Regions from separate parts of the Homo sapiens genome. Here region 2 is linked to region 1. The links are chromatin contacts, found by Hi-C in ENCODE. All regions are on one chromosome and are shown on one strand. Each heading gives the region's core, a stretch centred on a gene start or an enhancer-like site at or near the end of the contact. The rest is flanking DNA. Distances are from core to core; before and after follow the strand shown.

Region 1 (4,722 bases), core at 2,209-4,708:
AAGGCTTGTTGAGTTAATTCGTATAGAATTTTATGAGATAGCTAGGACAAAGTCACCACTCTATATCAGGAGCAATTTCAGTTGATTTTCTATTTCTTGCCTTGTTTCTAAAAAGTGCATTTCCAGGGGTCCCTGGGAAGAAAATGACTGGTGAATCAAATACCATAATAGAAAGTTAGAGGAGGAAAAAATTTTCTACTTTCGGCTTTCTTTTTGTCACTCTCATAAATGATTGCTCTGGAAAAAAAATTACACAAGTCATATTAGTTTTTCAAAGGACAGACTTTTGAAGTTTGGGGGGAATTTATTGAAATTCTCTTCATGATTTAATTTATGGCCAAGTAGAACTATCCTATTAATTCTCTTTTTTTTTAAGTCAAATTTATTTATTTATTTAGAGAGAGGGTTTTGCCCTGTCATCTAGGCTGGAGTGCAGTGGCTCAATCACTGCTCACTGTAGCCTCCACCTTCTGGGCTCAAGCAATCCTCCCACTTCAGCCTCCCAAGTAGCTGAGACCACAGGGGCACCATGCCCAGCTAATTTTTTTATTTTTTGGTAGAGACAGTGTCATGAGTTCAGCTAAAATTCCAGAAGAAGAGAATGGCTATAGGTGGACAACAGCAATCCGTGCCAGAGTGCGACTGGATGGGGCAGGAGACTACATTAACCACGGTGGTCAAAGAAAGCCTCTATTGTAAGAAAGTGATAGTGGAAGGAACCAAATGGTAGAGAAGACTAAATTTCAATTCTGGCTTGTGACCCTCAGCCAGGCACTTTCACATAGTCACGGCCTATCTACCCTTACGGAGCAGGGAGGTAATTTACTGTGTCTGCACTACCTTAGAGTAGATTAAGAACAGGGTAGCTGGGACAAGGTCTTCCCCCAGAGAAACTGAAATTGAGATGGAAGTTTTCATCTTCTTTGTTAAGAGATTTTAGGGTTTTAAAAAACCCATTTGAAGGATATTATAAGAAATCGAAAAAAGATGAGGTAACTATTAAATGTGATCCACATGGACTGCTTATTATACTCAAGAATGGATTTTCCACTGGGTATCAAGTGATATCAAGGAAAGTATGCTGTACTGCTAATATTCTATTTCTTGATCCAGGTGGAGGTTTATATGGGTGAATTAACTCTGTGATCATTCCTTAAACACATTTTTGGTCAGGCACGGTGGCTAATGCTTGTAATCCCAGCACTTTGGGAGGCCAAGATGGGAAGATCACCTGAAATCAAGAGTTCGAGACTAGCCTGGCCAACATAGTGAAATCTGTCTCTGCTAAAAATGCCAAAATTAGCTGGGGGTGGTGGTGCACGCCTGTACTCCCAGCTACTCGGGAGGCTAGGGCAGGAGGATTGCTTGAACCTGGGAGGTGGAGGTTGCAGTGAGCTGAGATAGCACCACTGCACTCCAGCCTCGGTGACAGAGCAAGACTCCATCTCAACAATAACAAAGATACATTTTCATCAACATATTTATAATTCATACACTTTTCTGTATTGAAGTTGCTAAAGTTTATAGGAGGCCGTAGTTTTGGACAAGCTTCCTGTACTAGCCCCCAGCACACCAGAGCAAACCAGAATAGTCACTTGTGCTAAGTGCCAAGTAATCAAACTGAACTTTGAAATCAGGGCCAGTTTTCCAAAAGCAGGAGATTCACAGCACCAATCAGAGGGGCCCTAGTTTACCTGAGCCAGCATGACAAGGAATCCCTCTGTTTTAACCCTATAAGGAAGGTAACTTTGAAATGACCAATCTGATTTTTGTTCCCTGTTTCTATTTTCTTCAACTCTTTTGTGCTTGTAAAGCCAAACCCCTCTGCTCAACTCACTGGAACACTATTCTAGAATCACAAATAAAAACCAATTATGCTAAATTTGCCATAATTTTGTTTTTTGACAAAGTTATGCTTTAATTTTTGTTTGTTTTTTTACAAATCAGACAAAGTAAGCATCCCCAAGTGTACTGTGTAGAGCATTCAGTCACAAAGGTTCTGTTAGTGTTAGTGGATCTCAGGAAGATCTGCTCAATGTAAGCTGTGTTTTAGTATCACAAAAACTCACCTCCCCACCTTGATTATTTTTTGAGAGGACAGGGAAAATGTTGATGTAAACTTTGGAATGCCTTTATGGAATTTTAGGCTAGTGGTTCCCATGTGTCCTATTAGCCAACATTTCCCACCAGATTTATTCTCATCCCCTTCCAAGTTTGGGAACCCCACATCTCTTCTGGGGTCACAGTTCCCTGTTTCATGAGGGACAGGTAAAAGCCAAGTCTCTCTCTTGCATCTTTTCATCCTTTTTTTTTTTTGAGACGGGGTCTCACTCTGTTGCCCAGGCTGGAGTGCAGTGGCACAATCTTGGCTCACTGCAGCTTCCGCCTCCCGGGTTCAAGCTATTCTCCTGCCTCAGCCTCCCGAGTAGCTGGGATTATAGGCACTCGCCACCACGCCAGGTTAATTTTTGCATTTTTAGTAGAGTCAGGGTTTCACTATGTTGACCAGGCTGGTCTTCACCCCTGGCCTCAAGTGATCTGCCCGCCTCGGCTTCCGTAAGTACTGGGATTACAGGTATGAGCCACTGTGCCCCCGGCGTAAATCTTTTTTTCTTTTCTTTTTTGTTTTTTTGAGACAAAGAATCTCGCCCTGTAGCCCAAGCTGGAGTGCAATGGCGCGATCTCGGCTCACTGCAGCCCCCACCTCCCGAGTTCAAGCGCTTCTCCTGCCTCAGCCTCCCCAGTAGCTGGGATTACAGGCGCCCGCCACCACGGCCGGCTAATTGTGTGTGTGTGTGTGTGTGTGTGTTTGTATTTTTTTTTTTTTTTTTTTTTTTTAGTAGAGATGGGGTTTCACCATGTTGGCCAGGCTGGTCTCGCACCCGTGACCTCAAGTGACCCACCCGCCTCGGCCTCCCAAAGTGCTGGGATTACAGGCGTGAGCCACCGTGCCCGGCCATAAAGCTATTTTTGAAAAATGAAACCTATGTCTCATTTTGACTCTACATCAAAAATAAAGACTGAAAGGAAACGCTAATTCATAGGGCAGCAGGTCTTTTAGTAATTTTTTTTAAACCTCTTTGGTGGCCATGGCGCATTTTGAGAACGTGGTGAACGCTGTAGACCCTTCCCCTCCAAACATCGCAAAATATTGTCTGTTAAAGAAGAGACTGATCTCACTGGCACCATCTGTAGTTTTTGCACAACTGGTCACGCCCTCCACTGTCGGGTTCGCCGGTCTGGGACCCGCCTCGGCCAGCGAACCTTTGCTGAACTCTGGCGAGGACTCCGCCTCTAGGACTACAATCGCGGGGTGGGTCGGGTCGCTTGGAGGCAACTGGCTCCGCCCGGCCGCGGGCGAGTCCGGAACACAGTTACCCGCCCCTGTAGCCCACCGGAGCGCAAAGGGGGAGGAAGGCGCCAGGCCGGAAGCGGAAGAGAGGGCGGGGACGTGTTTGGCAGCGGGACGCACCATTTCAGTTGTGTTCTTGGTTCATTTCGTGTCTCGGCGATGTTTCCTAGAGTCTCGACGTTCCTACCTCTTCGCCCCCTTTCCCGCCACCCTTTGTCCTCTGGAAGCCCGGAGACATCAGCGGCTGCGATTATGCTACTCACTGTTCGGCACGGAACAGTCAGGTACCGCAGTTCAGCGCTGTTGGCCCGGTAGGTCCTCAGGCAACCCCGTGCCCCGTCCTGTACATCCTCCGACTTCCTGGGGTCGATGTTACCACCTGCTGGGTCTTAGAAGCTATTGCTTTAAATCTGAGGAAAGAGAAATCCCAGAAAGAAAAGATGACTTGCCCAAGGTCATAGTGTGCGTGAAAACAGAGCTACGATTACAAACCTGGTCGCTGTGCTCTACTACACGCCGCGCCTCATTCCTCTTGTCATCATCTCCTGTCAGTTTACCCAGGTTTTTATCTTTTGCCTCCCAAGATTTATTTGATAGTCTCATTTGTTTTCCTTCATTTATTCTTTAGTTCATTACTGAAAAACTCGAAAAACAGCGTGCCAGTACTGGTTGTAAACCCCAAGTGAGACAGTCCTGCCATCACGGAGCGTGTAGTTCCAGAAAGTAGACAATTCAAGTGCTATGTAGTGAAGTAATAGCTGAGATAGTGTAGGTAAACAGAGTACACTATTCAGCCAACATGAATGAGTACTTGCTGGGATAGCAAATAGGGACACCTAACCATTATAGGGGAGACTCAGGATATCGTTTCTGGAAAAGTCTGACGAAATCTGAAGGAGGACCACTGGTTGAAGTTAGCCAGGAAAAAAGGGAATTGTGGCATACTTGGTTTTGGTATTTATCCTCCGAGAACTTTATTATGAAAACCTAATTCCGCTGCATAAATTCCATGCGTAACACTCAGAAGGCAGTTTGGTTAAGTACAGTGCTGAAGCAGGTTAGTAGCAGTGAAGATGGGAAGGACCAGCTGAATGGAGGAGAAAAATTGCACAGGTAGAATTAAAGGGATGTGACGTCATGGGATAATGGTAGGGTAGTCAGAGATAGCAAAAATTTCAACTGGCTGCGTTGGAGTATTAGGGTATCCTTAATGTTAACAGAAGAATGCGGAGCCAGGCTTGAGAAAGATTTTTCCATATATTATAATTTTTAGAAAACAACAAATACCTGTTTATGTTAGGGGGCCTTTTAATATAGAAAGTGTGAAAAATGGAAAGTCAGTCTGAAAGAGGAGTCTTGAATGTGGTGTT
Region 2 (5,110 bases), core at 658-3,157, 1.3 Mb before region 1:
TATTCTTAATTTACTACAAACTCAAAAACGTCACTATTAAAAGGAGTTACAAGATGTACTCTTAACTAAAGTGACTGAATCCCTAACTCTTTAGTAAGTGCATCTTGTCAACAGTTGTTCTTGTGTGTTGTTCTTACACACATGTATTTCAGAAAATAAGGAGGCAGGCTACTACAAACATTAATCCACTAGCTTTTTTTTTGTCGCTCAGGCTGGAGTGCAGTGGCACAATCTCTGCTCGCCACAACCTCCGCCTCCCGGGTTCAAACGATTCTCCTGCCTCAGCCTCCCGAGGAGCTGGGATCTCAGGTGCACGCCTCAAAGCCCAGCTAATTTTTTTATTTTTAATAGACATGGGGTTTCACCATGTTGGCCAGGCTGGTCTGGAACTCCTGGCCTCAAGTGATCTGCCTGCCTTGGCCTCCCAAAGTGCTGGGATTACAGGCATGAGCCACCGTTACCGGCCTCCACAGGCACTGAATAAAAATTATGTTTCCAAATAGGAGTTCATTGACCTTAGGGAAAATTTTTCATAAAAATAACTGTAGAATGAATTTTTTGCAAATTTATTTTTAAAAACGGTACCCCAAGCCAATGATTTTGTGGTTCCGTTTTCAATATCCTCGTTAAATTTCCCTACTGATAACAGACTCTCTCTGTGAAGATTTTTAAATTACAATGAAAATTAGAATACATAAAAATCCTTTAATATCCATAAGCATTTGCTTTGGTATGTTCATGATCAAATTAAAAATTAACTTTGAGACCTCACAGGTCGACAGCACAAGCTTCATTAACAAGAGTAACACACCATCCTAATGTCCACACAGCACAGAGGTAACTTCTCATTATTAAAAAGAACCATGGACGCATGGTTCTGAACCCTGCCTGCACTTGGCGGGAACCTGCGACACGAAAGCCTGGCCAGCCCTTGGAGCCATGCAGGGTGCGGTTAAGCCGCGAACACCATGTCCCACTTGCCTGCCTCGGGGCTTCTGCCTTCCAGACCGCAGCAGGAGGCAGAGGGGCAGGAAAGGCTGACCGGTGTCACCTTCCACCCACCCTCTGAGTGGGCCTAAGTGGGAAAGCAGCAGGGCTCACTGCAGCGCAGGCTGGTTGGCCAGCACATGCGCACGCTCCCCCGAACGGCAGGGAAGAAAAATTGAAACTCTCCTTTTAAGTTCCCTAAGTAGGAACTCGCGACTGCGCGTCAGCTTTTTCCCACGCTCCCGCCGAGCCGCGGGTTCCCTGCACCCGCCTCTGCCAGTCGAACTCCCTGGGAGCCCAGGCTCGCAGCCTCCCGCGCAGCCGCCGGGAATCCGTCCCGCAGCACCGCGGTCCAGCGCCCCCGGGCCCCGCCCCACCCCTCCCCGCCCCGCCCGCGCCCCAGGCCCCGCCCCGCCTCACCGTCTCACCATCCCCGCCTTCCCCGCCTTCCCCGCCTTCCCCGCCTTCCCCGCCTTCCCCGCCTTCCCCGCCTTCCCCGCCTTCCCCGCCTTCCCGGGATCGCCCGGCGCGTTCCAGCGCCCCCGCGCCCTCTCCACCTCCCGCTTTCCACGCGGCCCTCAGGCCCGCCTCCTCCGCCCTACCTTGGTCCGGATCTGCCCCGAGGTAGACACTTTGCGGATCAGTTTCTGGGGTCCCTCTTGCTCCGCTTCGCTGTCAGACGAATCCTCTCCCGGCCCCGCCGAGGCAGCGGCGGAGGTGACCGCGGCGCCGGCTCCGGCGGCCGCTCCTCCAGCGGCGCCCGGAGGGTGGTGCTGGCCTCCGGCCCCTGCCATCCTCTCCGACTCCTGCGGGGACACAGCACCGCCCGGCGGGGGCGGCGGCGTTGGTCAGCGGGTGGGCTCTGCCCGAGCGGAGCCCGGAACCCCGTGCCCGGCCGCCGCCGCCATCTTCCGTTTCCCTAGCTACCCCCGCGAGGTAAGGGTCGCCCGGGGCAGGCGCCCTCCAGGCAGGGGTCCACCCGGCTCCTCCGCTCGGTTCCCGCCGGAGCGGCGGCCACGGTGGGACGCAGAGGTAACGGACCCCCGCCCGCCTCGGACCCCTGCGCACCCAGCCTCGGATAGGACCAGCGCGGGTAGAGAGGATGGGGTGACAGGGTTTGGAGCAACATCTCTTCCACTCCCTTACGGTCTGGGTCCCTAGGATGGACAGGAGGGTGGGGGAGGCAGGAAACCTCTGCAGCCCACCCCGTAGTGGCGATGCCCGCACACCCCCTCTCACTTCTGGACAGCAGGGGCAACGCCGATCCCTGGGGAAGAATGGGAACCTGGAGCTTCCTCCCAGCACCCTTGGGTGCACCCGCCACCTCCTGAACCCCGAATCTCTCCAGAGACACTTGGGCCTCGCCGCGCGGTTCCAGCTGAATAAAAGTCCCCTCTGCCACCAAGACAGTCGGGGGCTGCCCCTCGTCGGTTTCCCCACCCCCAGCCCCACTCCGAGGACCGTACCTCTCCCGCCTCCGCCAGGGCCGTCGGGTCCCCTCAGCTCTCCTGACGGCGGCGTTCAGTTTCTGGCCCACCCCCACCCCCATCCGGCGCACACGGAAGAGAAGAGCATTTTCCGGGAGGTTCAGCTCCGCTCTGAGAACTTTTCGTTCAGAAAGAGCGATCCCCTTCGGCTAACAGGAAACTGGGAAGGGCGTGGAGAAAGCGCAGAAACAAGAGACTACACGCAGCCCAAGACGACAGAACGCACAAGAAGTGTCTAAGCTGAAGCGCTAACCGAGATTGCCTGGAAGAAAACAATACACTCGAGCCATGCGAACACCAGTACCCGAGACAAAAAGCCTTGGAAGTCCTGGCAGAGCCACTCCCTAGCCCGGACTAGAGCAGGAGGAAGTGGGATCAACAGGCTGTAGCCACCGCGCACAACTCCCCTGCAAGCTGGCTGCGCGGGCACTTGGGAACCGCGGACTGGCAGCGGGTTGTGCACGCTCAACGTCAAAGAAGCCTCACAGGTGTGAGGGGGCTGCGGTGAGGGGGCTGCGAGAGAAGACATTAAAACGACAGATCCCTCTTGTCATCCAAAGAGAACACCAAACTGGTGTTAGCTATATTTTTAAATAGGACAAAAAGTCCCTGCCAGACTGTGGAGTCTCTCCACCTGGAGAAAGCATTCAATCTCTGTTATGTTCATGCCTTTCAGTACCATTCCTTTCGTATTTTTTCAGTTGACATGACCTTTAAGGTTCCTCCAAACTAAGGTTCTAATTTTTTTTTTTAACTTGCAGTCTTACTCCCAACAAGAAATTTGATATATTAGAGCTAACAGTTCTAAGAAGTTTTAAGAAATAGTATGCAATCCCAATACTGGACATCACACTGTAAATTAAATTCATTAAAATGTAAAATGTGTTTAGTTCAAATATTTAAAGACAGGAGACTGCTGCTATGTAATAATAACAGAGAGGCTATTTCTGCAGCTTCTGTTGTCTCCTTTAGGAAAGGAAGGAGTTGGGCAAAATGAATTTTAAGAACGCTTAGAACTCTACAAATATGTAATTCTTTATCTACAAAGAACATATTTCTGGAAATTCTTAAAAGAGAAAAATAATCAAAATAATGGCCTTCATTCCCACCTGTTTGGTCATGGACAAGTCCAATATTTTGGAAATGTAGACAAGGACACCTAGTAAAGGGTCTTTTGAAAGAATAAACTTAGTTTAGTCTTCTCCTTTAATGTAAAGAAACTAAGGCCCCAACTGACAAACTGAGACCAAAGTCAAAATCATGCGGTTAGTATTCTAATGTTCTATTCACTTTATCACACTGTATAACAAAAGTCTGTCAGTTACCATATACTTCTATTCATACATTATGTGTTTTATATAGCAACATTTTCCAGAATCCAGGCAGCGAGTGATTAAACTGAAAGGCATTATCTAATGCCCAGCCTGATTTTGTGATTTTAACAGGTCAGATTACGCATCTCACTCTTTGATTTGAACACTGATTGCTTAAAGATACTTAAAAAGTTTCATATCCCAGAGCTGAGCCATTTAATACCTCAAAGTAAAGGTATTCCTTTCTCATAAAGATTTAACCTCAGAGCCAGCTTTGCACTTCTGCAATCACCTCTTCTGAAGAGCCAGTTTCAACGAATCCATTATTTAAGATACCTGACTTACTAGCCTCTTCTCGGTCTTATCTGTAAATTAGAAGTTTTTAGAATGAATATCTAATTTGTGCACTGTGTACCTGCAATGTACTTCACCTTCCTCAAGAGTATTACAAGGTCAAGGTCTCAATCTTTCCAACCATTTCAACCATGTAGCTCAAAATAGCAACTGAAACAATTTCAAATATGTGGTATCTTACATTATTTATTTGATTTATAAGAATTCCTTGATCTTTTCCTTACTTAGTGATTTCAGATTTTTCAGTAATTGCTTAGATGCATCTTACATTTTTATTGTTACTTTGAAATCTCTGTTCAGAACATGTGACAAACACACTATTAAAGACTTCAACATAAGCTGTGTAGACACTGCATTTAGGGTGAAATGGAAATAGGTGGTAGCTACCCCTAAATTAGGTTTTTACTTAATAGAGATCCTGGCCCATTAAAACAAAGAACACCTATTAGACTGAAGATGTGTAAGTCACAGCCAAATTTCATGTCAACTTTATGAATATTCGTGTATTATTTTCTACAGAGGTATTTTGAATTGTATTTTTACTGATCACTACTCATAACAAAAGGGGTTTTATACCCATTGGCAACTTTCAAATCTCACATATTCTATGGCTTTATCTTAAATATTACGCCATAAATACGCAGAATGTTACATTTTATATCCTGAAGAGTTCAAAGTGTTCTAGGACTTGTGTTCCTAATCAATAAGGAACCATGCAAAGAATACTGCAGGTTGACCAAGTACAGGCATTGAGAAGCTGCCTTAATTAAAACTTAAGAACACGCTATTTGCTACATATTAAGAATTTAACATTCGAAACTTTTAACCTATTACCATTTCCTTAGTTGTTACCTGAATGAAAAAGATTTGGGGATTAACTGTGATATTAACTGCATATACATATGGTCATCCTCGTATCTGAGGCAAAAACCTTTCATCATCTAGACCTAATGCAAAGATGTTTATAAC

What was found. Hi-C counts contacts between places; a loop is a spot of excess contacts on that map. Pooled maps may share reads with other maps.
Region 2: a loop to region 1 is called in a map of ascending aorta, with 15 times the contacts of the local background. The contact joins the promoter of DGKH here to the promoter of MRPS31 in region 1. A Hi-C loop is called at or near these places in 3 of 168 maps with a recorded cell type or tissue (CD8-positive, alpha-beta T cell, ascending aorta and naive thymus-derived CD4-positive, alpha-beta T cell) and 12 of 50 pooled maps.

What each region holds. Positions count from the first base shown.
Region 1 is chr13:40,769,926-40,774,647 of GRCh38, reverse strand. MRPS31 (mitochondrial ribosomal protein S31) reads left to right here and starts at 3,458. Exons shown (of 7, transcript NM_005830.4): 1 at 3,458-3,663. The coding sequence starts at 3,512. RefSeq lists an enhancer at 3,400-3,569.
Region 2 is chr13:42,045,445-42,050,554 of GRCh38, reverse strand. It overlaps DGKH (diacylglycerol kinase eta), which reads right to left and starts at 1,907. Exons shown (of 30, transcript NM_178009.5): 1 at 1,590-1,907. The coding sequence starts at 1,781. RefSeq lists a silencer at 1,601-2,130 and an enhancer at 2,671-2,760.